Linked DNA regions of Homo sapiens: regions 1, 2, 3, 5, 6 and 7 are each linked to region 4. A link is a loop called in an ENCODE intact Hi-C map of the cell type or tissue named here. Cell type or tissue: MCF 10A. All regions are shown on one strand.

Region 1 (4,000 bases), 89 kb before region 4:
TTAAGTGCACTTTAAATAAGACAACTTTTCCCCATGCTTGCATATCCTTTGTACTGGTGAGAGTAGGTGAACTGCTAGAACAAACAGACACAAAACGTTCATGATTTAACATGCAAAACTTTACTTCTCTCCCCATTCCCAGAGCATTGTGTTGGAAGAGGTGAGGGTCTCGGCTCCACGCAGTCATTTGGGGCCCCTGGGTCTGTGGCACTGCCATCTTTAACGCATGGCATCCAAATCTACCATGGACTAGAACAGTAAAAAGAACAGATTATTTAAGCTGGAGGTAGCTTCCATCTCGCCCACCAACACAGGCTTGGGCAGAACTCACAGGTGCAAGGAGACCTTGGGCTGTAATTTGGCTGTGTGCCCAGGAAAAGGAGAAACACGGCATTAGAGAGCAACGACATTCTCTGCCAGTTTCCTGTTGTAAAACTCTTTCAAATTTCCACGCCTTCTCTTAGGTGATCTAATCCAAATCTGAACTGGCCCACTTGTCCATAAACATGGCAAAAACTTAGAAGCTGCTGAGCCCTGCCCACCCAGCTCCTCTTCTTCCTCTACCAAGAAGCTAAAGAGACACAGGTCTGAGGGTGGAAACACAGTGATGGCTTTGGTGGTGGTTTCTGGAAGGGGTTCTTGTCTGAGGTTCAGGGCACCTTCCCCTTCCTGATTCTCTCTGGCGCTGGGGTGCATGCCTTGCCTAGGATGCTTGATAGGAGTTCCAGCTGCAAAGCACATTGCTACAGCGCATGCTGACTGTGTGTACCTGAAACCGTGGTTTCCTGGCGCTCTTTGAGAAAGAAGCTTCCAGCAAAGAAGTTTCAGGTCCCAAGTTCATGGGGATGATTGGATCCCACCCCTTTCACTGAAGCCCACTGGACTGTAAGCTGTCAGAAGGCAGGTGCTGGTCTCCTGAGCTTCTTTGCGTGGGGCTGCATGGCAGCTGAGACGTCTGGAGCGGAGCTAATCGTTAATGGGTGAAGGTGGCGTGTACTCCCAGGACGCCCCGGGGAGCCCATTAAGCTGCTTCATTGGCTGCTTTTACTTGGATATGTCAGGTCTCATCCATCTATTCCAACTCTGCTCACTACATCCAGGGGCTGAGAAATCGCTCAATCGCCAGACGTCTTCCATTGCTCATTCTTGCACAATTTGCCCCGTGATTATATCCAGCGATGCAAATAGCCAAGCTCTGAGACAGGAAAGTTCTGAATGTGGTCGAGGGCGCTTGACTTGGGACTCTGCTTCTCTTGTAAATTTATTGTTTTTATGGAGATTGTATTAAAATATTAGAACATAATTCAAAGGGGCAAGGCTCACTAAAACAACTGATAAGTAGGGAGATAGCCATGTTTTCTGACCTTCAAATTGTTATCACAAAATATTTTAGATTTAACTTTCCTAAAAATCTGCATGAACTTAAAAGTTCCTGAAGAGGTTGCTTGGTAAAAGACTATTAGGAGGAAAGCCAGACCGTGCCTGAAGAGTAAAAACTAAAACTCCGTGAATCATCTCACAGGCAGCAAGACCCTGCTTGCTTAACGATGAACTTAACGAAGAACCCGGCCACCCTAACCAACACCCCAAGAATACAAAGGAAGAATTCTACCTTTTTTGAGTGAGTGTTTTTTCTAATGTCCTAAGGATACCTCATTAGGTGCTTTGTAGTATCTGATAGGACAGATACTGCAGTGTTTTTTCTTGCTGTCTTTCCAGAATTCCCTGGAGATATCGTGAAGTTAATTACAAACATAATTTCAAAAATTACATGATCTGGGCACTGCCCCTCCCCTCAGCTGAAAGCCAGTGTGGACCAGCCTTCTTTGGCTGGTGTAGACGGTGTTCAAGTCACAACTAAATCGCGCCTTCCTCCTCCGCCTCTGCTCTCCTTCCCTCCTTGTTTAATTGCAGCGTTGCTGCCAAACCGCTTTTGAAATATACCTCCACTCTCAGCACGTCCCAGATGAAGCAGGTTTAATGAATTGGTTTGCAGGGAGACTTGAATGAGTCACCAGCACCTGGGGCCCCAGGGATGCTGCATCAGATAATCACTCATTGTTGCTTTCTGATGCCAGAAAGAAACCAAGAAAACAGTTCACATTCAGAAGAAAGGATGGCTCGGCAGATGGAAACAGGCGCTGGCGGAGCTGTCGGCCACTCACAACGGGCAGAGCCCAGCCCGCGGGAGCTGGACCGGGATCAGATGTTACACACTGTGTGGGTGCTGCTTTCTTCCGCCAAAGAGGCGAGACCAAGACGGCCCAGAAAAATATCGATTATCTCTCCAAGTCTAAAGCCAGCTAATGGCTGCATTCACACAGTGAACTCCTGGACCCGCTTAAAGCCAGCAGCTGCTGATTGAATTGGGTCGCTGGTAACCTCGTCCCTAGCCAGCTTAGAGCAAGAACACAGAAGTAGGAAGAGGTTGGCTCTATTTAATACAAAAACAGAACCATCAACACACCTGAAGAAATATGGTTTTGAGGGGGAAAAATATTCAATCAGCTGTCCAGCAACAGATAGAGGGTATAAATGTATCCTTGGTATTTTGTTCTTTCAATGGGACTAACGGGGCTGACCTTTAATGCCCCTACACACAGCTGGCTAACTGTGCTAAAAATAATAATAATAATAAAATAAAGGCACGAGGATGGAAGGAAAGACAGAAAAGGAAGGACAGGAAGGAAGGAGGAAGGAGGGAGGGAGGGCAAGAGAAAGGAAGAAGAGAAGAAGGAAGGGAGAAGGAAGGAATGAAGCAGAGAACAAAAAGTAAAAACACAAAAATCTTTGTCCCCCAGGATATATTTTACCCTCTCTGACAACAAGAACAATTTCCTCCCTCAATGGTCATAAAGCCTAGAGAGAATTTTCAAGGCTGACCCCTTGGTGGGCACATATGATCCACATAGTTTAGCCACTGCCCCTCCTTCCTGAGCTGTCAACAATCATCACTGCCCTTCTCCCTGGCCCCTTGAAGGCAATGTCATGCTTGGCCAAGGGGAGAACCTAGGAGCTGTCCCCACAGTCTGTGCCATAAGACCAGGGTTGCCTTCAAGGACCCGTGGGCTTTGCAGTCACACGAGGCCCCAGGCACAGAAGGGGCTCCCACCTAGTTTAATACTCTGTCATTGCCGTCTTCAAACTCTTAACGACTTTTGAATGAGGAGTCCTTCTTTTGTCCTCTGGGTTCCCCCAGTCCATAACTGGTCCTGGGTCGGCACCACAAGCTCCAGCTCCCCACAAGCTCCAGTTCCCCGCAAGCTCCAGCTCCCTGCAAGCTCCAGCTCCCCGCAAGCTCCAGCTCCCCGCAAGCTCCAGTTCCCCACAAGCTCCAGCTCCCCGCAAGCTCCAGTTCTCCTCAAGCTCCAGCTCCCCGCAAGCTCCCATTCTCCACAAGCTCCAGCTCCCTGCAAGTTCCAGCTCCCCCAAGCTCCAGCTCCCCACAAGCTCCAGCTCCCCGCAAGCTCCAGTTCTCCACAAGCTCCAGCTCCCCGCAAGCTCCAGCTCCCCGCAAGCTCCAGCTCCCCGCAAGCTCCAGCTCCCCGCAAGCTCCAGCTCTCCACAAGCTCCAGCTCCCCGCAAGCTCCAGCTCCCCGCAAGCTCCAGCTCCCCGCAAGCTCCAGCTCCATCGCACACCCTCTTCTTCCTCCGCTAGCATCAGCACCGCTTCCAGGCCGCCCTGTGGTCAGCATGGCCCCCGGAGCCCCCGAGCAGGTAGACCCAGACAGCAAGGCTGGCAGAGAAGCCTGGCAAGTCCCCCCACCATGCCATTGCTGTCTAGAGGGTCCTGAGTTGCCTCGTGGTCATCTGAACCCCCTTCAGTTTTAGTCATATTGTGATGTATAATATTTCATGGTAGATACAATGATTTCATGAACCACGAAAATAGAAAACTCTTCCAAAATGTTGTTCCATTGAGTGTTTCAGCTTATAGATAATGTAACCTTATTAGATTGGGGTTTCAGATTCCCTTTGTGTTTTGTTTTATTTTTTGAGA
Region 2 (4,000 bases), 130 kb before region 4:
TCTCCCTAAGTCTCCAGGTCTCTGCCTGCATCTTCCAAACAGTTACTGATGAAGTTGGGCATGCAGACTGGAGACGCATGTGTCATGCCGGGCACTACGGTGTGTCCAGGAGGGCTGTGATCCTAACCCATGCAGAGCCTCGAGGGAGGGGTGGAGCCTGTGTGGGGCAGGCAGAGCTGCGCTGTGGCAGGAGGCTTGGGTGGGAGTGCTTTGAGAGAGACAGGTAGGGGAGATTGTCTGCGTGTGCATCTAACCCCACCCCAGAGACAATGCTCAAGGAGCGTGGCCCTGAAATCAATGTGAAATCAGCTGACTCTGTCCCCACCTAAGCCAAGCACAGGGCACAGGGCAGAGCCCAGACTTTGGTTCTAATTCCAGCCCTGCTCAGTCCCTGAAGTCCAAAGCCCCAGATAGGTCAACACAACCATAGGCCTCTCTCCTCTTTTCTGCTGACCTCCAGATGCAGTTTGGAGCCAGAGATGGGCAGACAGAGTGGTCAGCATCCTGTAACGCAGCTGTGAAATTCTCCCACCCAGTGAATCCAGCATCCTGTAACGCAGCTGTGAAATTCTCCCACCCAGTGAATCCAGCATCCTGTAACGCAGCTGTGAAATTCTCCCACCCAGTGAATCCAGCATCCTGTAATGCAGCTGTGAAATTCTCCCATCCAGTGAATCCAGCATCCTGTAACGCAGCTGTGGAATTCTCCCATCCAGTGAATCCAGCATCCTGTAACGCAGCTGTGGAATTCTCCCATCCAGTGAATCCAGCATCCTGTAATGCAGCTGTGGAATTCTCCCACCCAGTGAATCCAGCGTCCTGTAATGCAGCTGTGAAATTCTCCCATCCAGTGAATCCAGCCTCCTGTAACGCAGCTGTGAAACTCTCCCACCCAGTGAATCCAGCGTCCTGTAACACAGCTGTGGAATTCTCCCACCCAGTGAATCCAGCGTCCTGTAACGCAGCTGTGAAATTCTCCCACCCAGTGAATCCAGCATCCTGTAATGCAGCTGTGAAATTCTCCCATCCAGTGAATCCAGCATCCTGTAACGCAGCTGTGAAATTCTCCCACCCAGTGAATCCAGCATCCTGTAACGCAGCTGTGGAATTCTCCCACCCAGTGAATCCAGTCATGAATCATCAGGCCAACCGCACCAACTGTCTCCGTGCACTCGCTGATCTCTTCTTGGCTTCGTTCCAAATTTGGTTATAAATTTTTGTGGTACTCCTTCACCCCAAAAAACATTTCTAGGCCTGATTTCCATAGCACCTGCCACCACAGAAAGCACAGAATTGATTGTGTCTCTAAACAAATTCAGAGTTTGGTTTGCATCAGAGGAGGTGAATCTCTGCCACCCGTCCAGAGCGGCATTTAAGGAAAGGTGCGAGACAGCACGCAGTGCTGGACCCGAGCCTCGGAGTCTGCTCTGAAAGCAACTCCATTCTTTGTTGGAGAAAGACGCTCTGCATCCAGACACAAACAGCAACGGAGGTGAGAGGACTGAGGAAGACGCTCCGCATCCAGACACAAACAGCAACGGAGGTGAGAGGACTGAGGCCCTGGCAGACAAGCCGCAAGTGTGTCAGATGATTGACGGGTGTCAGATAGAAGCCTTTGATTTCAAAGTGACGTTGAGGCAATATTCAGAAAGCAAAACCTACTCAAGAAGAATTATATTTTGATGTTTCATAATCATTTCTACGGGGATTGAAGTCACCTTGTCCAAGCACTGTTACCCAAGGGTCCCTCTGGACTGCCTGCGGTTCTGCGGATTTGGGACAATATGCCTCCAAATTCACCAGGAGAGGTTTTCTTTGGTGTCATGAAAACCTCATAAGCATGTCACATCTCTTAAGCATCACTCAGGAGATTTGGAGAAGTTGGCTCCTTGTGACGAAGCCAGTGATAAGGTACAAAAACCTGCAGTTTGTGTTCTGTACAGGAGGGGGCAGTGGAGATGCCATCTTTGCATTTCAGGTCTCCACGATGAGGTTGGGACAAAGGTCTTCAATGTGCCCATTACACAGGTTGTAAATAAATAAATGAATACATATGTACATATGTACATACCAGAGGCACAAAAAAGTTTAAATGAATGGGTCCAATTCAGAAACTTGGATAATTTATAAAGGAAATAGGTTTAATTGCCTCACCGTTCTGCATGGCTGGGGAGGCCTCAGGAAACTTACAATCATGGCAGAAGGTGAAGGGGAAGCAAGGCACCTTCTTCACAAGGCAGCAGGAAGGAGAGTGTCGAACGAAGGGGGAAGAGCCCCTTATAAAACCATCAGATCGGCCAGGCACGGTGGCTCACGCCTGTAATCCCAGCACTTTGGGAGGCGAGGTGGGTGGATCACGAGGTCACGAGTTCAAGACCAGCCTGGCCAAGATGATGAAACCACGTCTCTACTAAAAATACAAAAATTAGCTGGGCATGGTGGCAGGTGCCTGTAATCCCAGCTACTTGGGAGGCTGAGGCAGAGAATTGCTTGAACCCAGGGGGCGGAGGTTGCAGTGAGCCAAGATTGTGCCACTGTACTCCAGCCTGGGTGACAGAGTGAGACTCCATCTCAAAAACAAAACAAAACGAAAAAACAAAAACCCTCAGATCTCATGAGAACTCCCTCACTATCACGAGAACAGCATGGGGGAAGCCCCCACCATGATCCAATCACCCCCACCCCGTCTCTCCCTTGACCTGTGGGGATTATGGAGATTATAATTCAAGGTGAGATTTGGGTGGGGACACAAAGCCTAACCATATCACCATATAATTGCAATCATCTTTTCAAGATCCCTAACCTGGGTTTGGTATTGGAGCCTGTGTCCCCTCTGAACTGTGACCTCCTGAACCTCCTCTTGCAGGGCCCTCACCATCTTCACAGATTTGAGCAGGTGACATCAGCAAGGAGAAGCAGCAGCAACGTTGGACAACTCAAAGTATGGGCTGCACAAGAAGCCGTCCGTCATGTACACAAATTAACCAGTCCTGAGGACTGCCCAGCTGGACTCTAGTTGCTGCTTCAAAGATGGATGTCTTTAAGGACATCTGGGAAGAAAAAGATTGTCACTTAAGATCATTTTCTACATAACCTAAAATTATTTCTTTACATACTTCTTGTCTCTGACCTTCACTTACCTCTACACTTCTGGCTATAATATACTTCTCCTAATACTGTTTGTTGTCCAGTATTATTTCATGGTCATGTTCTGCAATTGTATTGGGCTCTTTCACTGTTAATACAGGCTCTGGTTGTGTTTGCAGGAGCTCAGAGTTTGCTATCTATTTTCATGCCATATATTTTGCTGTTTTTAATACCATTTAACCTATGTAACATCAAAGCAAACATACTACAGACATAATTGCTATTTCCACAGACCCTGCTTTAATTAATTTTGTATGAACTTTGAGGTTCTCAGAAAAGAAATCTCCCACATGTGAAATTCTGAATATTTGGTTATGCTGCCATCAGACGCTTCTGCTAGTACCTTTCTCCTGGGCGCTGTCAGCGGCTCCCTGATGCCCTGGGACCCACAGCAAGGCTGGGGCCAGACGGATGCTGGCTTCACAGAAGCATGAGGACAGGTGACTCTCCGAGGTGTGGTGAGCAGTGAGCGGGTGGCTCCCGCATGCCACACTCAGAGCTTATTCCCCAGACTCTCAGGTGGCCACACACCCAGAAAAGCCTTGGTAGACCTCATTATGTGGGAAGGGCATATATTTAGAAGCTGAGATATTTTTATTTTCATAAAAAACGAATATTGTCAAGTCATTAACATTTTGGAAAACCGAGAATAAAAAATAATCCTGCAATCTTAGCCAGATATAAGTACTGACAACTTGTATATGTTTCCACCTGGGTTTTGTTGTTGTTGTTAACTCTTCTCTACATATCAGTTTTTCATAACAATCAAAGAATATCATGTCTACTTTACAGAAAGAGAAACTGAGGCATTTGGCAGGTGGGTAACTAGCCAGAGCCCTCTTCAGTCGGCGGC
Region 3 (4,000 bases), 66 kb before region 4:
ACAAGTGTTTTAAGCGGCTGACTAAATTTCAGGTCTGCTCTTTGTCTCCTTCCAGGGAACCCTGAGATGAGTCCCGCAGGAAGCAGCTTTTCCCGGCTTCCCTGGAATCCAGGGGAGGCTCTGGGCTGCCGGATTGTCATTCAGATTGTAGTTCACAGGAAGCACCAGAGGCAAGGCTCCGCTTCTCCTAAACAAACTCCTGGGATCTGCACCGCCTGCCTGTGCTTAACCTCATACAGCGGTCATCCACTGCACCTCTTTATGTCATCCTGATAAACTCCTCACTCCGCGGACCCCGGCCTGCCAGGCCCCATCAGGAGAGGCAGCGTTGGGCAGAGGAGGAAGCTCGCTGGGACTCATTTGCAATTCCTGACATTTCTAAGGACCTTAGTCCACACGGGGAGGACAAGCACAGAGCTCGTGTAACAGTAACCGCCAAGGCCATGAGAAGAGGAACAGAAAGATTAGGCTGTTTCCTTAACTGTTTTTGAAGTTTCTAGGAAGAGCCCATTCTGCAGGACACCATCGAGACCCGGGGTGCACGGTGGCCCCTCCAGCCCCGCCCCTCAGCCAGGGACCCTCCATCCTGCTCAGGACCAAGGCACCCCCCGCCAGCCACATGCCCCAGGGCCCCAATCACCTCCTAGCATGTCAGGAAATTATGAAAGCAAAATTAATTTCCATCCTCTTCAGCTTAAAGAAAGAAAAAATGCTACATGGTTAATAGAACACAGGGAGCACATGCTGACATCAAACAGGGATGGCACAGCCCCCAGTGGGTTTGGACTTCCACGCCACCCACCCCCGCCGCACAGGTGCTGACAGCACAACCCGCACAATGGGTACACAGACGGTGACCATGGAGGACGCCTCCCTAGGGGACAAAGGGTGCTGGGCTGGGAGCAGGGACTGCCACGCCTGGTCTCACAGGCCACACAGGAGATGAGGAATGGGTGGAGGTGGAACGTTCTGGAGTCCTTGGAGGGAAGGGTGCTCAAATGCATAGCAGACGATGCACGTAAGCAGACAATGCACACACACACACAGCAGACAGCACAAGCATGCACAGCAGACGACGCACGGCCCACAGCAGACGACGCACACACCCATAGCAGATGACGCCTGTGCCCATAGAAGACAATGCATGCATGCACAGCAGATGACACATGCACAACAGACAACACATGCACGCACAGCAGACGGCGCATGCATGCACAGCAGACAACACACACACAGCAGACGATGCACACAGGCACAGATGGCACACGCACGCACAGCAGATGATGCACCCGCAGCAGATGGCACACGCACAGCAGATGACACACGCACAGCAGATGACGCACGCACGCAGAGCAGACGATGCATGCACAGCAGACAATGGACAATGCACACATGCACAGCAGACGGCACGCACACACAGAAGATGACACACGCACAGCAGACGGCACACGCACAGCAAACGACACACGCACAGCAGACGACTCACGCACAGCAGACGGCACACGCACAGCAGACGACTCACGCACAGCAGACGGCGCACGCACAGCAGACGGCGCACGCACAGCAGACGGCGCACGCACAGCAGACGGCGCACGCACAGCAGACGACTCACGCACAGCAGACGACGCACGCACAGCAGACGACTCGCACAGCAGGCGACGCACGCACAGCAGACGGCGCACGCACAGCAGACGGCGCACGCACAGCAGACAACGCACGCACAGCAGATGATGAACACACCCACAGTAGAGGGCACACGCACGCACAGCAGATGACACACGCACAGATGACACACGCACAGCAGATGACTCACGCACAGCAGATGACACACGCACAGATGACACACGCACAGCAGACGATGACGCAGGCACAGCAGACGGCACAAGCACACAGAGCAGATGACTCACGCGCCCACAGCAGACGACACACGCATGCACAACAGATGACACATACACAGCAGATGACGCAGGCATGCACAGCAGATGACACACGCACAGCAGATGATGCACACACAGCGGACGACTCGCGCTCAGCACTGGGTGTGAGGGTAGAGACTACGCCATCCATCTTTGCCTCTCCCAAGCATATTCAATGCGCAACCATAACCACCTCTCTCGTGAGAGCGGCGGGCACTTGGTGAGGTCGTGAAGCTGCCGAGGGGCTGTTTCAGAGCGCATGGTGACTCTGCATGTCCCCGGGCAGGAGGCCAGGGCGGGTGCGTGGTGCGGACCCAGACGGGAAGAAGGAGCTGCCCTTTGCGAGCCGCCTGGCAGGGGTGGGGAGAGCGGCCGCAGCGGTTCCAGGACAGAGGCGTCTCCCAGTGGTTGTGGGATGTTTTGTGCCGCTTCACACAAAACAGCACAGGATGCCCTCGGGCCCAGAAGTCGTGGCATGGGCTGGGAGCAGAACCTAAAATGCCCTCATCTCCCTTGGTGTCCTGGAGACTTGGGATGTGGTGAGGGAGAAGCTTCATCATCCTCACGCTCATGGGAGTGTCCCGGGAGCCCCCTGGGGGCTGGTCAGCAGCTGCTAGCTGCACTCTCAGGACCAGCTGGGCTGGCCGGTCCCTCTTCCCTCCACACCGAGAGGCCCTGGTGGCCGATCAGCTCCCCGGGACTCTGTGAACTTGGAGCTGTCCTGCACGTTTTCTGCACCCCTGGAGCCCCGCTGAGGACCTGGCACTTGACGGAACCCCCAACAAACGATGGAGCGAGCGTGTGGTTCCGTGAGCATGGAGAGGGCAGGTGTGAACCACGTGGGGACACTTCCCAACCCGCTCATAACCCCTAGCACCCTAAAGATTTGTGAGTTAAGTTTCTAGTGTGTGAACAAACCCAAGTCACTGCCTGAAAAAAAGCTGACAAAGACCAGATTGTGATTATTGGATCGAAAAGGCCATAAGAGTGTACTTGGATGCTAACGCAGAGGAACAGAAAGTCATTCCCTCCCACAGGAAGTCTGCAAGGACCACACTGTGTTGAAAACTTTAACTCCAATTCTCCCCAAACATTTTTCAAAGGGCACACAATATAAAATCAATTTAAGAAATCATTCAATTCAGCCACAGCTCTTTTCCCGGCATTATGTTACATATGCTAACAGGTCAGCTTAAGTAGCATTTCTTACATGTTGTCCACTAGAGACACAAAGATGAACAGGACCAGGACTTGGGGCTTCCCTGAAGACCCTGGGACCCCAACCAGGGAGAGCTGCCCGAAGCCCGCCGGAGGCCGTCTGCAGGGGTCTTTCCTCACACACTCCACTGTGCCCCTGGAAAGCACCGACAGCCAGCGTCATGGAGTGGGTGCCCTGGGCATGGCAAGATCACAGACAGCACTGCCCTGGGCGGGCACCCCCATCCCAGGGTGTAGGTTCGCATCGCCCCACCCCGCAGACAGGGTACTGAGGCCCACGGTCGCCAGCTAGCCGGGGCCAGAAACTACGCTACGGTCCAGCCGGTCTGAGCCCCCGCAGGGATGCTGCAGCCCTCAGGGCAGTTCTTCAGAACTCATGATGCTGACAGCCCTAGCCGGGGTGGGACACCCAGGAGCACCCAGCTCACCTGTGACTTTCAGAACTTCCAAGGCACCACACTGGGCACAGGACCAGGGCCTTAGGACTCAGCCTGGAAACACAGAAGGAAGGACCACAGACAAACCCGGAAAGGGCCCAAGAGAATTGGCTGCATGTCATTCAGGACTTGGCTGTGCCGGAGCTCCGTGTCCACAGCTGAGCAGGCGGCCGGGAGGGCCCTGCACGGATTCAGTGTGGGCATGCAGGGTGGCAGACACTCGGCACAACTTGTCACCTGATGCGAAACACTCGCCAGGGCTAAGCCAGTCCCGTGTGACTCCCGAGAAGGCAGCACTCCGTCCCTGGCGCACGGAGCAGGCGCTGGCTGAGAGCCCGACACGGGCCCGGAATTCATCAGTCACGTGTTCCGAGGATTCACCTAAACTTGCCTGTGAATCCCCAGCTTTGCAGTGCACGGTGCCTCAGA
Region 4 (4,000 bases):
CCCCAAGGTCTCTGGCCCCAGGTCTCAGAAAGAAAGGCCCTTGCCTGGTGCCCCGGGCTCCCGGCTTCGCCTTTGGCTGGAGTTAACTTCTCTGGGCTGGAAGGAGCTCCCTCCGGACGAGCTCTTGGTGCGGGGAACTGGTGGCCCCCAGGGTAACTCCTGAAGCACCAGGGCTAGGCTGGCCGAAGAAGGGTCAGGGCCCGGCCTGTCTCCCCGGAGGCCTTCCATGGTTCCGACGGCCAACGGTAACCCCGTCAAAATAGGCGACCCGCCTGCGCTTCGCGTTAGGGGCTGACCATCCCCTGCCTCCCCTGCGGCCTGCTCCGGCCCTGGTCCTCCGCTCTTCGGAGCGCTCCAGGCCAGCGGGAGCACCTCATCTCCCCGAAGCTGAGCCGGTGCTGTGTACTCCGGGAGCCGGCTGACTTCTGGCCCACCTGCTCACGGGTGTATTTAGTACCGGGGGTCCCTAGAGGGAGGAAGGCTCAGCACTCCGAGTCTATGCAGACGCGTTCAGCTGATACCTGAGATGCTGAGCGTCCTATCGTTGGTGAAAGGGACACTGGGTGCCTCCGCTCCAGGCTTGGCCTTTTGGTGAAGGCACTTGGAAAATATTCCAGTATTATCTATGGGAGAAGGGTGGCCCAGTGAGAATCCCCGGTTTGGGCAGGCGGGCCTAGGCCAGGCTACAGGGTTTCAGTGAGATGTCCCGGTGGTCGCCAATCCACAGGCTGGATTGACCCTGTGTCCTGGAATGAGTAGTGGGGCCTGGGTGAGGCCGGGCGGGTCAGGAGGCCTCCTGGGCAGTTGCGAGCTTCCCGAGGCAGGGTGACTGTGACTGGGCCCGGACCCCAGGCGCTGGGGCCTGCTGGCGGGCAGGAAGTGGAGCGTGTGTGTGCGGCGGCCTGGGAAAGCCGATTCAGAGGCCAGGTTTCTGGGTCACGGAGAAAGGGTCGCCCGCTGGTGGGGACTGGAGCGTCGATTTATGCACACAGGCTGGAAAGGCAAAAGAGAACAGGAGAAGGTGGCGGTGGTGGTCAAAGGAAGCCCCCGAAAGGGCCCCCACGTACTGGCTGCCCTGGGAAGTGGAGGCTGCTTCTCCCAGACTCTGCTCAGAAGATGAATGGCCGCCTGTTCTGGGGCTTCGGCTCCAGTTAAGCCCCGCCGGGTCTGGAAGGAAGGAAATGCACCAGCCTCAGGTCTGGGTGGGCTGAGCTGTTGCACTAGAGCCCAGAGGTGCAGGGCATAGGTGGCTGGGCCCCTGGGCCCTGGCTCTCCCCCTCAGCCGGCGGAGTGCTCACAGTCGCCGAGGCCAGGTCCCCGAGTATAGGTGAGGAAAGGACAAGCCACAGCTGAATGCCTCCCCTCTGGGGGTCTCTACTCCCCATCCCAGCCCTTGGCCCGGCTGGGCTCACACCCCTCCTTCAGCCGGGCCTCATTACCTGGAGAGAGCGAGTAGTTTGTAAACAATAAATAATGGGAAGTAGAAGGATGCTCGGGAAAAACCAGAAAACTGCAAGGAGTGGGGAGGAGGGAGGGTGGGAGAGGGGAGGAAGGAGGGTGGGGGAGGGGAGGAGCAGGAGGAGAGGGAAAGGGGTTGAGAGATTCATTTCTAGCGAGAAACCCCGGTGGCTAGTTTCTTATTATTTACAGGAAGGTGATATTAGCGATTCAGGTGAGAAAGAAAGAAACGCGGCCTGCCGCGAAATCAATACAGAATTCAGAAACAATTATTAATGTCATTTGACTCGTGTTCTTTATATATTTCTCGCGGCTACCGACGCTAAACTGTCTGAATAATTTGCATGGAGCGGCTATTCATTATTTCCGATGGTTTCCCTCTGCAAGCAGCTCGGACGTGGCCCGCTCCGGTCCAACGCGATCGGAGAACTCGTATTTTCATCTGTAAATTAAAGCAATTACGCAGCAGATATTATATGATGTGTACTGTGGTCTCCAGATAGTCATCAATCACCTTCAACCGAGCTGTCAAAAGAGCAGGCAGATTTCGTTTCTGGGAGGCAGGCTTGCAGCTGGGGAGAGGGCGAGGACGTCATCATTAATTAGAGGGTGACCCTGGGGCGATTCACAGGTCTGAACCCAGGAATCTTTCTGAGCAAGTCTGCACAACGCTGCCTTGCACGGCTTCCTTCCCAACTTACCACGGGAGGCCGGCCCAGGGGGCGAGGGCAACCGGGGCGAGTCCCGGTCCCGGAGGGCGATGGCGCAGAAGGCGGGGAACGGGTTCGGGATGGCCCGGGCGCCCCCTTGCCGCCCCCTTGCCGCCTGCTCACTGGCCTCCGCTTTGAACTTGGGCAAGGTCCCAGGGAGGGTACTGGCCGAGGGAGTCCTGGGGTGGGCGCTCGGTCCCCTCTTCCGATTGCTCCGTGCGCCCCAGACAGAAAGCTGGGCAAAATGGACAGGGGAGGGCGCCTCCGCCAGGCACCCAACGCCCCCTCCCTCGCAGCCAGCCCTGCGGGGCGCCGGGAGGGACGAGCTTAGCGGGAGGGGCCGGGGCCTGGGTTGAGGAACCTGCTCTTCCGAGCGCGCAGGGCCGCCCGGCAGTCCCCGGCTTAGCCGCGAGGGGCAGGGGGAAGCCGGCGGAGCACGGCCGGCGGAAAGGGGATCGGGGAGGAAAGTCGGGGAGGCGAGGTGGGGGCGGTGGGCTGAGCGGGAACTTAAAAGACCGCGGTGGAGAAGATGGGGCGTTCTCCGCGACACTCGGCTGCCCAGAGGTGCAAAGCCGGTGGGCGCACGCCCGGGGCGGCCCTACAGCCCTCGGGCCGCCAGTCTCAGGGTGTCGGGCTCCAACTAAGGCCCCGAAGCCCCCACGCACCTGAGGGCATTTTGACCAGCTCTTGCGGGCTGTCTTGCGGCCGCAGTGGGTTCTGAAAGTCCATTCCGGCGTAGGGTGGAAACCGGCGGGAGGCGTTGCTGATTCTCGATTAAACAATAGTGACGAGACGCGTGCGGGGCGCCTGCGAGCCCCTTCCTGCCACTCGGAGCAGAGCGCGCCAGCGCGAGGCCGGGCCGGCCGCCTGCGCAGCGCCGGGCTAATTTTAACTGTTGATTACATCTTCAGCGTGTCCTTTCATAGGTCTCATTTGTAATTGAGACGAATGATTACAGTGGGGCGGGAAGGAGCAGCTGCTCATTAATTAATTTCTAATTAAAAGTGCCTCTCGTTCTCGGGTGACTAAAGAGAAACACCGTTCGCTGGGCGATATTGACTCGGATGGAATTTATTTGCTAACGCCCGGAGGAATGGCCCCTCCGTCCACCGCGCGGCCGGGACTGTCCTGGCCCCTCCCGGCCTGAGCCGCCGGCGAGTGACCGGCGAGTCTGCGGCCAGGCCGGGCTGCGCGAGGTGGGGCTGACGTCAGAGCCTCCTCCGCTTCAAGCCGCGCACATCTGACTTGACGGGTTCGCGCGACTCGTTTTTTTTTTTTTCTTTTTCGTAAAATATGTATTTCTGTCGCCGCTGCGAGGCCGCTCGGTCCCAGAGCCCCCTCGAGCCTCCGGAATGCGAAGTTAAAGGAATCGCGGCGGCCACCGCTGCTCACTTTGTTACCCGGTTAGAAAAGTTTGCGGAGCGCGGGGATGGACTAACCGGCTCTCCTGCTTCGCCCTCCCAGCGCCTAGAAGCCTGCAGCTCCGGAGCAGTGGCCGCGCCACGCCGGCCCCAGCGCGCAGAACCCTGCAGGCCCCGCCCGTCCGCCCCGGGCCGCGCCCGCCATGTCCTACCCGCAGTTTGGATACCCCTACTCCTCGGCTCCCCAGGTAAGCGGAGCCCCGCCCCGCCCAGGCCACCGCAGGTGCCGGTAGGGCGGATGGGGCGGGGACGGGGGGTGGGGAGTGTCCGACCTACGACTGCCTGCGGCTTCCGAGCTAGCAAGGCCTGGGTCGCGCGCCCCTCACGCCCAACCCCTGCTCCCCAAACCCCCGGGGAAAGGCCGAGGCGCTAAGAAAATCCGACGGGCCGGGCCCGGGTTCCCTGATGTTT
Region 5 (4,000 bases), 860 kb before region 4:
GGCCTCAACCGGGGCACCGCCAGGAGGCTCGCCCTACCCTGCCTCGCCGCTGCTGGGCCGCCCCCTCTACTACACGTCGCCCTTCTACGGCAACTACACAAACTACGGGAACTTGAACGCGGCGCTGCAGGGCCAGGGTCTCCTGCGGTACAACTCTGCGGCCGCGGCCCCCGGCGAGGCCCTGCACACCGCGCCAAAGGCGGCCAGCGACGCGGGCAAGGCGGGCGCGCACCCGCTCGAGTCCCACTACCGGTCCCCGGGCGGCGGCTACGAGCCCAAGAAAGGTAGGCGGCCCGCGGCCGGCGGCGCCCGGGAGGGGAGGGAGAGCCAGCCCCGGGGAGGCGGAGCGCCCGGGAGACCCGAGGGAGGGTCCGGGAAGAAGATCCAGGGGGCCACTCCTGGGACCCAGAATTAGCAGAGTGAGGGCGGAGGGCGAGATGGAAGCCAAAGAAGGTGTGGCCCTCTTTTTAGACTTGCCCTGTTATTATTTATTTTTACTTAATTTACTGTTATTTTGACTATTACTATCGTGGCTGTCTTAGTTTCGGCAAACCCAGATTGCCACGAAATTCAAATTACAGCGTGTCGCCCTAATGAGCCTGGGTGTGTTTCGGTGTCTTGTTAAGGAGTCAGAGTTGAATCCGCTTTTCTGCCGTTGGCTAGAGGCAAACAGAACGTTCCAGTTACTCTCAGAGGCGTTTTGTCTTCAAAAGATAAAATCAAATGTTTTTTCCGCTTTTTGTTGTTGTCGTTGTTCGGAAAGAAAACCGTTTTTTCCCCTGTGCTATGTTGCCTGTGTTGCTCCTAAGTCAGGCTACCCGAAAGAGGAGTTCAAGGGGGGAAGTTAAGAACTAGGGACCATCACCAAAAGTCGTCTCAGATAGCGGCCCTGGAGACAGTCGGTTTCCCAAACTGCTGTTTGCCTGGGAGTGGAGGATGGTGGGTGCACGGTGGTCTGCGCAGCCAGCAGGCTGTGGGGTCGGTTCTGACTAACTGCCCACTCCCCTGACAGATGCCAGCGAGGGCTGCACCGTGGTTGGCGGGGGCGTCCAGCCCTACCTATAGAAGGGCCGAGCACAGCAATGCAAGTAAGTGGGCACCCTGGTGCTTCCCAGACCCTGTGGAGCCTCCCAGCACCAACTTGCTTAATGTGTTTTTCTTGCTTCTGGTCATGGGGTTAGAAGACAGAGCATTTCAATCTTGTCCAGCTTTTCTTTCCTTAAGGGGGAAACTATATTTTCTGTTTTATAGATTCCCTCTTTTTGGCACAAGTTCTATCACTCCTTTACCTAGGGAAGGAAAAAAAAAATATATATATATATGTGTGTGTGTGTGTGTGTAATATATATATGTATATATATAGTACATGTATATATATAGTACATGTGTATATATATATTACACACTACTGTTGTTTTCTTTTGAAACAATAGATTATTAAAATCTGGGCATTTATATGCAATTTAGAGCCATTTTTACTATGCTAGACACATAATAGACACATGCTTTGATGAGCTTGGGCTACCAAAACTTGGAGTAGCAAAAACCTTTATAGATGATGTTTGCAAAATAAGACTGAAGAGACACGAGGCGTACTAGTCTTTTATCAGCCCTGTCCAACCTCCCCTCCACCCATGTCCAAGTGGACAGGACTCTGACATTCTCCCGGGGCTCACAACAGTATCTCAAAAAATATGTTGCTTTGCAACGAGTCAGAATTACTAATCATAGATCTTGAAGATAAGAAAGATTTGGAACCACTTCAGATCAACTCGTTTTTATAATGGTGTTGTTGTGGAACTGAAAGATTGGGGATGATTTGGTTTTTTCCTTGGTCCACAGGTAGGTGTCACAATTGCTTTGAAAAAAAAAAAAAAAAAAAAGTCAGCAGGCCATTCTCTCTTCCCAAGCTCATAAATTTACAGATACAACAAACAGATGTCTAAATCCAGACCACATCTTGTGCCACTGTAAAAGAGAAGGATCCACACAGCACTGTCAGCCCACAGACTCTAACAATTGGAACAGACTATTGTTGGACATATGTGAATTTGTTGGCATAGTATAGTTTCCCCGATGTATGTGTGACTTTTGAAAACAATCTGTTTTTCTCAGGATATCTTGAATTGATCACTTCATTGCCACGGTATATATTCTATAGGTGTGATAGGATTTACTGTAAAGTTTATTTGTAAAAGATGTACACAGTAGAAATAAAACGTGATGGAAGAACTTGAGTACTTCAGAAGTGGAAACAAATTTGATATTTATTTTTATAATGATATAAAGCTTCTAGTAATTTATGCAAGTTGTATTGCAATGGAATCTAAACTTTTTGTAAATAAATTCTGCCTGGTTTTTATTTGAACATTGCTGGTTATACAATCTTTGTTGGTTGTTTAACACGAATTCTTTACTAATTTATATCTTAAATTGTAAATAAAAACAGACTAGTCTACAATAATATGATGTTTGGGGCTTATTTTTCCTAGAAGAATGATTTGGGGTAGAGCGCTAGTGAATAACCTCCAGGTGATCTGACCTCACCTTTTTAATGAAAACCTGTGTGAAATAAACTCTCCTTTCTCTCCTGAGCATTGAAAAAAAAAAAAAAAGGCAGATGGAAGAGAAGTATATAATCGGGAGAAACATGTGCTGTAGATGATTTCTATACAGGTATTGCAAAAAAACCAAAAAACATAAGATTTTTGTGCCCTGAGTGTGCTAATTACTTGTTAGTGTAAATTTTTAAAACTTGGCAAAATAAAATGATCTGACACCCTATGCATTTTATATTTATTTCTGATGCTGGCTTCTTGAACCTCCTCAGTAAACCAAACTGGAGAATAATATTGATAATGGAGAGCCACACCCCCCCACCAATAAATTACTGATGGAAATAATTGTTTTTTTTAAAGGCTGAATTATCCAAATTGGCCTAATTATTCAAATTTATGGAAGGATTTCTTAACTGTCCTTTTCCTATAATGCACATTAAACCTCGGGTGAGGATCTGGGGGAGGGACTTACTTTCCTTTCAGTGGCTCTTACTCTTACCCTGGGGGAAAAGAAACCTTTAAACAACCTTAGACTACTGCCTCTTTATTGTGTTACTCACTTTCTAATTATAGGACAAGTCTAAAATTTGTAGTCAAGTAACATATCCCCTTTGATTAGTATCATAAAAGTAGCAAGCCTGTCACTTTAATTTTCAGCAAAATTATATGGATATCCATATAATATAATTTCAGAGAAGAAATGAACAATCATTTATTTCCTCTCGAAAGATAAATTGAGTGAATATAACTTACGGTTATAAAACAAGAATAATAGCTTCTTAGATTGCCCTTTAATCAATCATACACTTATTTTTCAAGAGGTTCATCTATTTTATTCCATGATTAATAATGTTGCAGCATGAGAGCATTATTGGATCCCAGCGGGGGAGGTCTGGGATGCTTTTAGCTGCTTTGGAATGGTCAGTTGGGGTTCATTATGGGCTGATATTGAACAATTTATAAAATCTTGTCTAAACATCTGCCAGCTCCGATAGGCCAATGTGTCTGAGGATGGGAAATTGCTGGACCAGTTGATATTGACAAACGGATCTCTCTCTAGTGGCTTTTTTTGCCATAGAAATTAGTGGCCTCTTGCTGGGGTCTTGTTAGAAAGGGTATTTGAAAGTAATCTTAGATACTTGAGGCCAAGCCAGGGGACTGTTAACTGGACACAGAGCCATACCGATGGGGAGAAGTGATTGTGGTTTGACTGTGGAGAAGGGGGGCAGAACCAGGTTTCTGTTTTCTGTTATTTCTTATGTATTTTGTTAGTTTTAAATATTGAAGCATTTGGAGGTCAGACATAAAGTAAATCTCTGTGGTGGAGAACTGTTTTTCTGTCTTCTCTGCCTCTCCTAGTAATAGATATGAGCGTGTGTGGAGCTGAGCTATCTATTGGCAGGAGGAAAGATTTTTCACATGGTAAGCTTTGCCACTCTGGC
Region 6 (4,000 bases), 78 kb before region 4:
CTCCTGCACAGACCTGTGCCCCGGGAGCGATGGTGGCACCGTACAGCCCAGGTGTGGAGAAGGCTGTGCCACCTCAGTCTGTGTAAGGGAACACTCTGCAATGTTCACACGATGACAAAGTCACATTTCTCAGAACGCATTCTGGTCCTGTGGCTGCACCATGAAGATGCATCCCACAAACAAGGTCTTCCCCAGCTCCGTGAGGTCCAGCTGCGGCCTCAGCAGGGAAGCCCTCCGGGCATTCGGGTTCTGAACCAGAATGCGCAGGGCTCTGATGCCCCAATAGGGTCAGGAGAAGCCAAGGACCTCCTGGGGATCCACGTGTGGCTGACAGAGGGGATGCAACAGCCTGTGCCCCGAGCTCCTGGGCATCTGCAGGTCCTTCAGGGTCAGTCAGTGGGATTTGGAAGTGATAGTAGGAGCCAGAAGCAGCCTCCCAGGACACCAGAGTCAGGAGGCCCCCTAGGTCTGCGGTTCTTGGGGTAGCTCCCTGTGGCCTGTCATGGGAAAGCCCTTCAGACTGAAATCTGCCGGGTCTGCCAAGGGCAGCAGGAGGCAGGGCACGGCGTGGCTGCCCGGTCTGCCTTCCTGCCACAGGCTGAGCACACATTTTTATATTCTGCCTGCAAGATTTTAAGAGGAAATTAATACTATGTTTGCAAATTAGGTCACCCAAGACATAAGTGGTAACAACCGGCAATCCTATAAAATAAAAGGTGAGACAATGGCTCTGTTCACACCCGCCATGGGAATCCCTTTAAGATCAGTGTCCATGAGCCTTACCTCGCAACTCTTCCAAGATCATAACCAAAGCCTGTTACAGCGGCGGAGGATAACAGTCAGACAGGACCAAGCTGAAGGTACTCTTTATCACCCTGACTTCAAGTAACTGTGAAGCACACCTCTCACCTGAACCTCGCCAACGAGACACACTGTGGATGAGAAGGCAGTGCCGCATGACAGGGAACGCAGGGGCTTTGGGTGACGTGGGGCCGGGTGACATGGGATGAGGTGACGTGGGCTGAGGCCACCTGCCTCTCAGCTGCTGGGTGCCTCCCTCACCAGGTGGCTGCCTTGCTTGGGCTCAGACCAGACTCACGGTTCTCAAGCCCCCATACAGCTTCTGTTTATAGGGGTTCTTCTATCTGCGTTTTCTGCTATTAAAACTGAGAAAAAAACTTATGTCTTTATTGATTGACTCACCTGAAAACCACTGTGATAAATCTGAACGTCCTAACCTATGGCTTCTATCACATATGCTCCTGTTTCTTTTGTCTACCATTTGTCACTCTAACCATCATTCTCAGCTTGTGGACCGGACATGAGCAGGCTGTGGGCCACGGCTCACCAACCCCTGCCCTCGGGCTGTGCCATCCGGTGTGGTGAGCACTGGCTTTGTGTGGCCATAGGGCACCCAAAATGTGGCCGGTTCAAATTTAGATGTGCAGTAAGTGTGAAATACACTCCGGATCTCCAAGAATTAGTACAGAAAGGACTGTGAACTATCTCACTACATGTTGATCGTAGCAACATTTTGAAATGATTGTATTTTAGATACACTGGGTTAAATGAATCATAGTGTTTCATATAATTCCATATAACCCATTTCCCTGTTTGTTTTACTTTTTTGGTTTGACTGTTCTAACACGTCCACTTATCCGTGTGGCTCCCATGGTATTTCTATGAGACAGGGCTGACTGCCACGCCTTCATACTGGCCCGGAGGCCCTACACTCCTCTAGGACAGAATGTACACCCATAGAAAGTGGCTTGCGAAACAAAGGTGTAAAACACATCACTCAGAAAAGACTAGAAAAAACTACCTCTGTCTGTAAGCCTGCACCCCTGTTAACACAAATCCACCTGTCAAGAACCAAGATATTCCCCATTTACCAGGTAATAGTCCTAAAATATTAAATGTTTTATTTTAAGGAAAGATGGAATATGTTTCACTGGAAAGGAAAAGGCGAGGGAAGGAGGAAAGGGGAGGGGAGGAGCACACCGCCGTGTGGGGGCCGCCGTTGCACCTGTGGCCGGCTGGGCGCACACTCTGGGCCTGCATCAATTGTAGGGGATGGGAAGTCGTTAGCAGTGAGCAGAGAAATGACCTCAATTCTGCTGCATGTTTGAGCAAATCGCCACAACGTCACGTTGGTTTTCCTGTGTTACCCTTTAGTGGCCTGGCAGGATGACAGATTTCAGTCCCTAAAACGCTGCCGACAGCAGATGTGTCTCTCTGCCAGGTGGGCGCCTTCTAGGAAACAAACTTTTCATGAAACAAATCAAAGGGAAGTCTTCAACGTCCCTTTCCTCCGCTAGCATCTACCGTAACACTGTGGCGACCACCATGACACGAGTCCCCAGAAACCAGCCCCTGCCCTAATGCCGCTCGTGCTTGGTAGGGGACACAGACAGGAAGAGAACAAACATGGAAACAGACGGTGCTGCCTTGGATGGAGACAAATATGGGGGGAAACGGCCCTGGGTCAGGACGCAGAGGTGCAGCAGGGGGTGCTCTGTGGAGAGGGCGTCAGTGGAGGCCTGGTGAGGAGGGGGCATTTGAGCCTCAGTGATGTGATGGGGCATGAAGGTGGACCAGACAGCCGTCCAGGGCCAAGAGACAGCCTTGAAAATGCTGCCTACTGAGGGTCATGGGTCTAGGGATGGGCACGGGTCCAGGGGGTGTCGTGGGGAGGACAGGGAAGGCAGGGCCTTACCATGAGCCTTAAAAGCTCACCCTTGGGGATGGAGCTGGCGTCTGTCTAAGGAAGATGAAGCCACAAGTTTAACCAACAGGGACGACAGGACACTGGCCTCTCTCACATGCCAAGAGGAGGCGTCACTGCCCCAAGGGTGCTGAAGAGGTGCAGGCTGCTGACCAGGTCCCGAATCCGAGTGACCAGGACGTGGCTCCACCTGGAGGTCCCCAGAGGCTCTGGGCTGTGGCCTGAAGGAGGCTCTCAGCTTCCTCCCCTGAAGAATCACCCACATTGGTGCTTTTGGTTCCTGTCATCTGCCAGGGCCCCTCGAGGCCAGGTGTCACTTTTGGTGACTCTGGAACCGTCCACGCCAGCCCAGAGTGGGCAGCTCAGCCCCACCAGCCCCCGCATCGCCTTCTCTGCCTCCCACAGCTGCTTCTGCTTCCAGTGAGCACTTCTCAGTGGAGTCTCCAAGCACCAAGAGCTTCTCCCACCAGGGAAGAGAAATACTCTGGACATGCCGGAGGGTGTGTGCGAGTGTGGTGTGTGTGTGCGCATGTGTGTGTTCAGGTAAGTGTATGTGTTTGCATGTGTGAGAGTGTAGCATGTGTGTGCATGTGTGTGATCAGGTGCGTTGTGTGTGCTTGTGTGTGTGGCATGTGTGTGCATGTGTTCTGGTGTGTGTGCGTGTGTTTCAGTGTGCCTGTGTGTGTGGTGTGTGCATGTGTGTGTTCCAGTATATGTGTGTGTGAGCATGGAGCATGTGCCTGTGTTCTGGTGTGCGTGGCATGTGTGTATCCATATGTGTGTTCCGGTGTGTGTGTGTGCACTTGTGTGTGAGTGTGGTGTGTGTGTTCTGGTGTGTGTGCACTTGTGTACGTGTGAGTGTGGCATGTGTGTTCAGGTGTGTGTGTGTGTGGCATGCGTATGCATGTCTGTGTTCTGGTGTGTGTGTGTGTGCATGTGTGTGCATGTGTGTGTTTCAGTGTGTGTGCTTCTGTGGTGTGTGTACATGTATGTGTTCCAGTATGTGTTTATGTGGCATGTGTGCCTGTGTGTGTGTGTGCTTGTGTGTGTGTAGCATGTGTGTGTGCATGTGTGTTTTGGGGTGTGTGTGCTTGTGTGTAGGTGTGGTGTGTGTGTTCTGATGTGTGTATGCTTATCTGTGTGTGGCATGAGTGTGTGCATATGTGTGTTCCAGTGTGTGCTTGTGAGTGTGGCATGTGTGTTCCGGTGTGGCTGTGTGTGCTTGTGCACGTGAGTGGAGCATGTGTGCGTGCATGTGCATATTCAGGTATGTGT
Region 7 (4,000 bases), 150 kb before region 4:
CACCAACACTAAGCGCCACCACAAAAGTGGACGTGCCGATTTGGTGCGTGAAAACTGGTGTTTTCATTTTTTTATTTTATTAATTTGTGCATCTTGACTCACCCTGAGGCTCCACACGTTCCTAAACCGTACCGGGTGTTCCAAATTTCCTTTCTTGCTTTGACTGTTTATATCCCTTCTATTTGGTTTTCACGTTTTTCTTAAAAATTTCTATGAAAATAATTGGCAATTAATGTTCCAGCCCTTGCATGAATTTTTAAGTGGTATCAATTAAAGAGAAAAAAATATTTGACTGTGTGCTTTCCCAAAGCATCAGACCTTGCATTTCACAGGGACTTATAAAAGGTCAATACTACCTCAAAGTCAGACTTCAATCTGGAGGGACTGCTACCAGAAGGAACAAGGCTTTAGCTATGCTCCACTGTTTGAAATGAGCTAAAATTTTGACTTCTTAAAATGTCAACCTCATAAATTCACTCTGCCAGACAAAATCAGGCGCATTCATTGTTCAACAGATATTCCCTTAGCTACTATGACGGTTTGGACCTTGTCCTTAAATAGCCTGAAATTTAGATGCAAAGATGAAATTTGAAATCCTTTATCTTTTGCCCTCTTTCAATCCCATTTAATCCATTCTTTCCAAATTCAGTCATTTTGGGTGAAAACATATAAAGCACTTACAATGTTAGTGCAGATGAGATCTAGAATCCTGTTTTAGTTTCTGGTGGTTTATTTAATCGATGCTCAGAATAGCTCTTTCACACTAAAATGACTATGTCTGCGTCCCCTGCCTTGAGACCCCTGCCCCGTCCTGAGTGCCTTCCCAGATGCTGAGCCTCCTTCAGACTTGGGCAAGAAGGAGATGGGTGTCGGAGATAAAACAGGAGCAGCTCTGGGAGTCCATTGGAGATAATGGGGGTTCATTTCTGGCAAAAGAACAGGATTGAAGAGACCTGAGCCCCATGTATCCTAACTTGAGGCCACAAGGGCTGACCCCTCCCCTCTGTTACGGCAGAGCCCATCGAGCCCCCCTTCTCCAAGGGGCAAGTAGAATCTGCCCACACGCCGAGGCTCTAGGGTAAGCATACCTAGCCTGATGGCTTCGCTCAGCTACAGGAAAGCTAGTCACCTTAAGCCTCAATTCCCTGATCTGTAAAATGTAAACAACAATAGAGCCATATTGTGATGTACGAAGGACTGTGTGTAGCTTAGCACGCAGTACAGAACAGGCCCCGGTAAAGGCCATCTGCTCTACTCGGCGCCTCTCCATGGGGCTACGGCAAGGCTTGCTGCCTACGAGCAGAATGGAGGGTGCCGAGTTCTCCTAGAGACAAATCTGTTCTGACTATAACAGCCAGAAAGTTAACCAGGTCCGAATTGAGGTCCTGTTTTGTCAGAACACCGTGGGGCCCCCCAATATCCCCTTTCTGGGTGTGGGCTTGGGGAAATGGGTACAAGACATACGGGGCTTTGGAAAGGGCTGCAGGGAAAGCCCGTCTCACAAACCCAGGCTTGTGGGGATGGGCCAGGGAGGGACCTCGGAAGCTATAAGGTGCCCCCTAAGGCAGGGCACCACTAACAGCGATCAAGGCAGGTGTAAACTTCACAAGAGAGGCTTCCTAAGTGACAAATTGTGGGCTGAGGCATGCCGGGTGGAAGCAGGCCCATCACTCTGCCAGGCAGAAAACAAAGGCCTGTGCCACAGCCTCCTGGAGGGCCCTCGGGAGGCTGTAACCCCTTCACACCTTATTGCTGGGAAGTGACTTTGCGATTTGACACATTAAAAACAAGTTGAGGCGAGGCTCCTCTCCAGTGAGTTGGAACCTCCGAGTGACAGGCCTCCCTTCCCAGCTCGGGCCCCTCCTGCTGGCGCTGGCTCAGACAGGAGCCTTCCAGAAGGAAGGGGGTGGGGAGGCAGGTGCCAGCTCCCGAGCTGCGTGTTCCTAAGCTCCCTGCACTGTGGGAAGGGACTGGGGAAGGTGTTTAAATGAAGCACTTGATACTCCTCAAATAATAATGGTAATAATAATGCAGCCTTTCTACTCTGGATTCTCATTCATCCTGGGGACCAGCAGGGGACCAGCCCCCCTCCATCCCCCCAGCCCAAACCTCTGTCCAGCCCCTCTTTGGCTCCTGCCCAGCCCTGCTCAGCTCTGCCCAGGCCCCGCCCTGCCCAACCCCTGCCAAACCCCTGTCCAGCTCAGCCTAGCCTTGCCAAGCCCCTGCCCAGCCCTGCCCTGCCCAGCCCAAACCCCTGTCCAGCCCCTGCCCAACCCTGCTCAAGCCCCTGCCCAGCCCAGCCCAGCCCTGCCCTGCCCAGCCCAGCCCAGCCCAGCCCAGCCCAGCCCAGCCCTGCCCGGCCCCTGCCCGGCCCCTGTCTGCCAGGAGTGCAGCACTGGCTGGAGCCAGCGTGTACACGAGTGGCCAGCAGAGGGCGCACTGCCTGGGCGCCGCCGTCCGCTGCCTGCCGCCCGCCATGGCTTGACCCAGACTCGGGTCAGATCCTGACCCTGACCCGGCCCGGCCCGCGGAGAGAAGAGCACTGCGCCTGCGCGGCATCGGGGCCGGGCTGGAGGGACGCTGGCGGCGGAGGTGCGGCCCCGGGCGGGCGCGGCGATCGATGCCCAAGTCAAATGCGTTTGTGCCACCTGTTGGCTCCGGGCCCGCACTGCACGCGCCGGGAGGTGGCTGTGCGGCGGCCGTCGCGGGCCGTGGTCCCCACCGGACCTCCCAGGGGCGGTACCTGGAGGGAGGGTGCAGAGGGGTTCGGGGCAGCCTCGCCAGGGAGAGGGAGACGCCAGCACCGCGGAACAGGCTGCGGGGCCGCCTCGATCAAGTGCCATCCCATAGTGAAGACAAGGTTCCAAACGGCAAAGACACTGACTCGTCTGTAAAGAGGAAACGCCTGGGCAAATGCCGCTTTTCAACAGTGCAGTGTTTTAACTTATTTTTAATCTAATATTGTGAAAAATCTAATAAATTGATTCGTTTTTGGGATTTTTTTCCAAATTCAAAATTTGACTAATGCGCATTATTTTCACTAGGAAAAAAGTTACTGTTATAAACGTGTCTCATTTTTCTACACATATTTTTACTTTCTTTTTAGTGAGTGCTTCTTTTAAACTACATGTACACTACCAGACATATGTGTAAGCCACATGAGTTGGAAATAAACATAAAGAAATACATGGGGTTTAGATTTACAAACAGTATCTTTGACCGGGCGCGGTGGCTCACGCCTGTAATCCCAGCACTTTGGGAGGCCGCGGCCGCGGCGGGCGGATCACTTGAGGTCAGGAGTTCGAGACCGGCCTGGCCAACACGGTGAAACCCCATCTCTACTAAAATACAAAAATTAGCCAGGCGTCGTGGTGAGCACCGGTAATCACAGCTACTCTGGAGGCTGAGGCAGGAGAATCGCTTGAACCCGGGAGGGGGAGGTTGCAGTGAGCAGAGATTGCACCATTACACTCAAGCCTGAGAGACAGAGCAAGACTCCATCTCAAAAAGAGACGAGAGATGGGAGAGGGGAGAGAGGAGGGGAGAGGAGGAAGATTTACAAACAATATTTTTATAACCAATTTGACCAGATGTCATATTTTCCACAGATATTTTGGCTTGTTTGGTACATGTTTGTGGGCACACAGAATTTGGTCTCATCTGGGCCTCGTGAATACCTGGAAAGGTGACTGGGAAAGATGAGGCTGTGTTCACACGTTAGTGCATGCATTCCAATCAAAACAGAAAGCCGGGCTCTTGAGAGAATGTACTGAAATAAGCTGGGTATTAACTGTTCCCATATCACAGCTATGTCATATGTGATCTGTGTAACTCGGGGGTTTTGGCATTCATTTCTTCAGGAAACAAATACTTTACCATGAATTGTAAGCACCACAAAAAAAAAAAAACATGAAAAAGGCTCTACGTATAGCTGTTGACACCCTAATAATAGAAATGAAAGGCATATGCTTTTAAATGTGTAAATACAAAAAAAGGAGGC

The links. Peaks named below come from ENCODE experiments on the same cell type or tissue, not always from the same donor. Only the 100,000 strongest peaks of a DNase experiment are listed, where the experiment ranks them.
Region 1: it touches region 4 in a loop (11-fold over the local background); 2 of 110 quality-filtered maps call a loop at or near these places.
Region 2: it touches region 4 in a loop (9-fold over the local background); 6 of 110 quality-filtered maps call a loop at or near these places.
Region 3: a loop joins it to region 4, with 6 times the contacts of the local background. A loop is called at or near these places in 11 of 110 quality-filtered maps.
Region 5: it touches region 4 in a loop (17-fold over the local background); 3 of 110 quality-filtered maps call a loop at or near these places.
Region 6: it touches region 4 in a loop (22-fold over the local background); 2 of 110 quality-filtered maps call a loop at or near these places.
Region 7: a loop joins it to region 4, with 10 times the contacts of the local background. A loop is called at or near these places in 3 of 110 quality-filtered maps.

What each region holds. Positions count from the first base shown.
Region 1 is chr5:1,971,859-1,975,858 of GRCh38, reverse strand. The region is part of intron 2 of LOC105374618 (a long non-coding RNA gene); the gene reads right to left. Among named protein-coding and RNA genes, the nearest start is that of CTD-2194D22.4, 87 kb to the right of the region's middle. RefSeq lists an enhancer at 1,681-2,180. In MCF 10A, no CTCF peak of the experiment used is centred here; DNase peaks (open chromatin) are centred at 368, 1,158 and 1,978.
Region 2 is chr5:2,015,730-2,019,729 of GRCh38, reverse strand. All of the region lies in intron 2 of LOC105374618 (a long non-coding RNA gene), which reads right to left. Among named protein-coding and RNA genes, the nearest start is that of CTD-2194D22.4, 130 kb to the right of the region's middle. In MCF 10A, CTCF peaks have their summits at 1,752 and 1,955 (motif pointing right); a DNase peak (open chromatin) is centred at 1,939.
Region 3 is chr5:1,948,824-1,952,823 of GRCh38, reverse strand. The region is part of intron 3 of LOC124901165 (keratin-associated protein 5-5-like); the gene reads right to left. All of the region lies in intron 2 of LOC105374618 (a long non-coding RNA gene), which reads right to left. Among named protein-coding and RNA genes, the nearest start is that of CTD-2194D22.4, 63 kb to the right of the region's middle. RefSeq lists a silencer at 1-209 and enhancers at 1,407-2,606, 3,590-4,000. In MCF 10A, no CTCF peak of the experiment used is centred here; a DNase peak (open chromatin) is centred at 1,913.
Region 4 is chr5:1,882,380-1,886,379 of GRCh38, reverse strand. It overlaps IRX4 (iroquois homeobox 4), which reads left to right and starts at 3,455. Exons shown (of 5, transcript NM_016358.3): 1 at 3,455-3,777. The coding sequence starts at 3,733. IRX4-AS1 (IRX4 antisense RNA 1) reads right to left here and starts at 3,047. Exons shown (of 2, transcript NR_183257.1): 1 at 2,834-3,047; 2 at 1,731-1,900. RefSeq lists enhancers at 656-1,189, 1,739-2,591. In MCF 10A, no CTCF peak of the experiment used is centred here; DNase peaks (open chromatin) are centred at 2,029, 2,519 and 3,369.
Region 5 is chr5:2,744,629-2,748,628 of GRCh38, reverse strand. IRX2 (iroquois homeobox 2) reads left to right here. Exons shown (of 4, transcript NM_033267.5): 3 at 1-284; 4 at 1,013-2,464. The coding sequence ends at 1,065. Among named protein-coding and RNA genes, the nearest start is that of IRX2, 5.0 kb to the left of the region's middle. RefSeq lists an enhancer at 1-813. In MCF 10A, a CTCF peak has its summit at 1,814; a DNase peak (open chromatin) is centred at 1,778.
Region 6 is chr5:1,960,524-1,964,523 of GRCh38, reverse strand. All of the region lies in intron 2 of LOC105374618 (a long non-coding RNA gene), which reads right to left. Among named protein-coding and RNA genes, the nearest start is that of CTD-2194D22.4, 75 kb to the right of the region's middle. RefSeq lists enhancers at 1-419, 2,072-2,810. In MCF 10A, no CTCF peak of the experiment used is centred here; a DNase peak (open chromatin) is centred at 1,693.
Region 7 is chr5:2,037,245-2,041,244 of GRCh38, reverse strand. The region is part of intron 2 of LOC105374618 (a long non-coding RNA gene); the gene reads right to left. Among named protein-coding and RNA genes, the nearest start is that of CTD-2194D22.4, 150 kb to the right of the region's middle. RefSeq lists a silencer at 2,311-2,780. In MCF 10A, a CTCF peak has its summit at 2,480 (motif pointing right); a DNase peak (open chromatin) is centred at 2,444.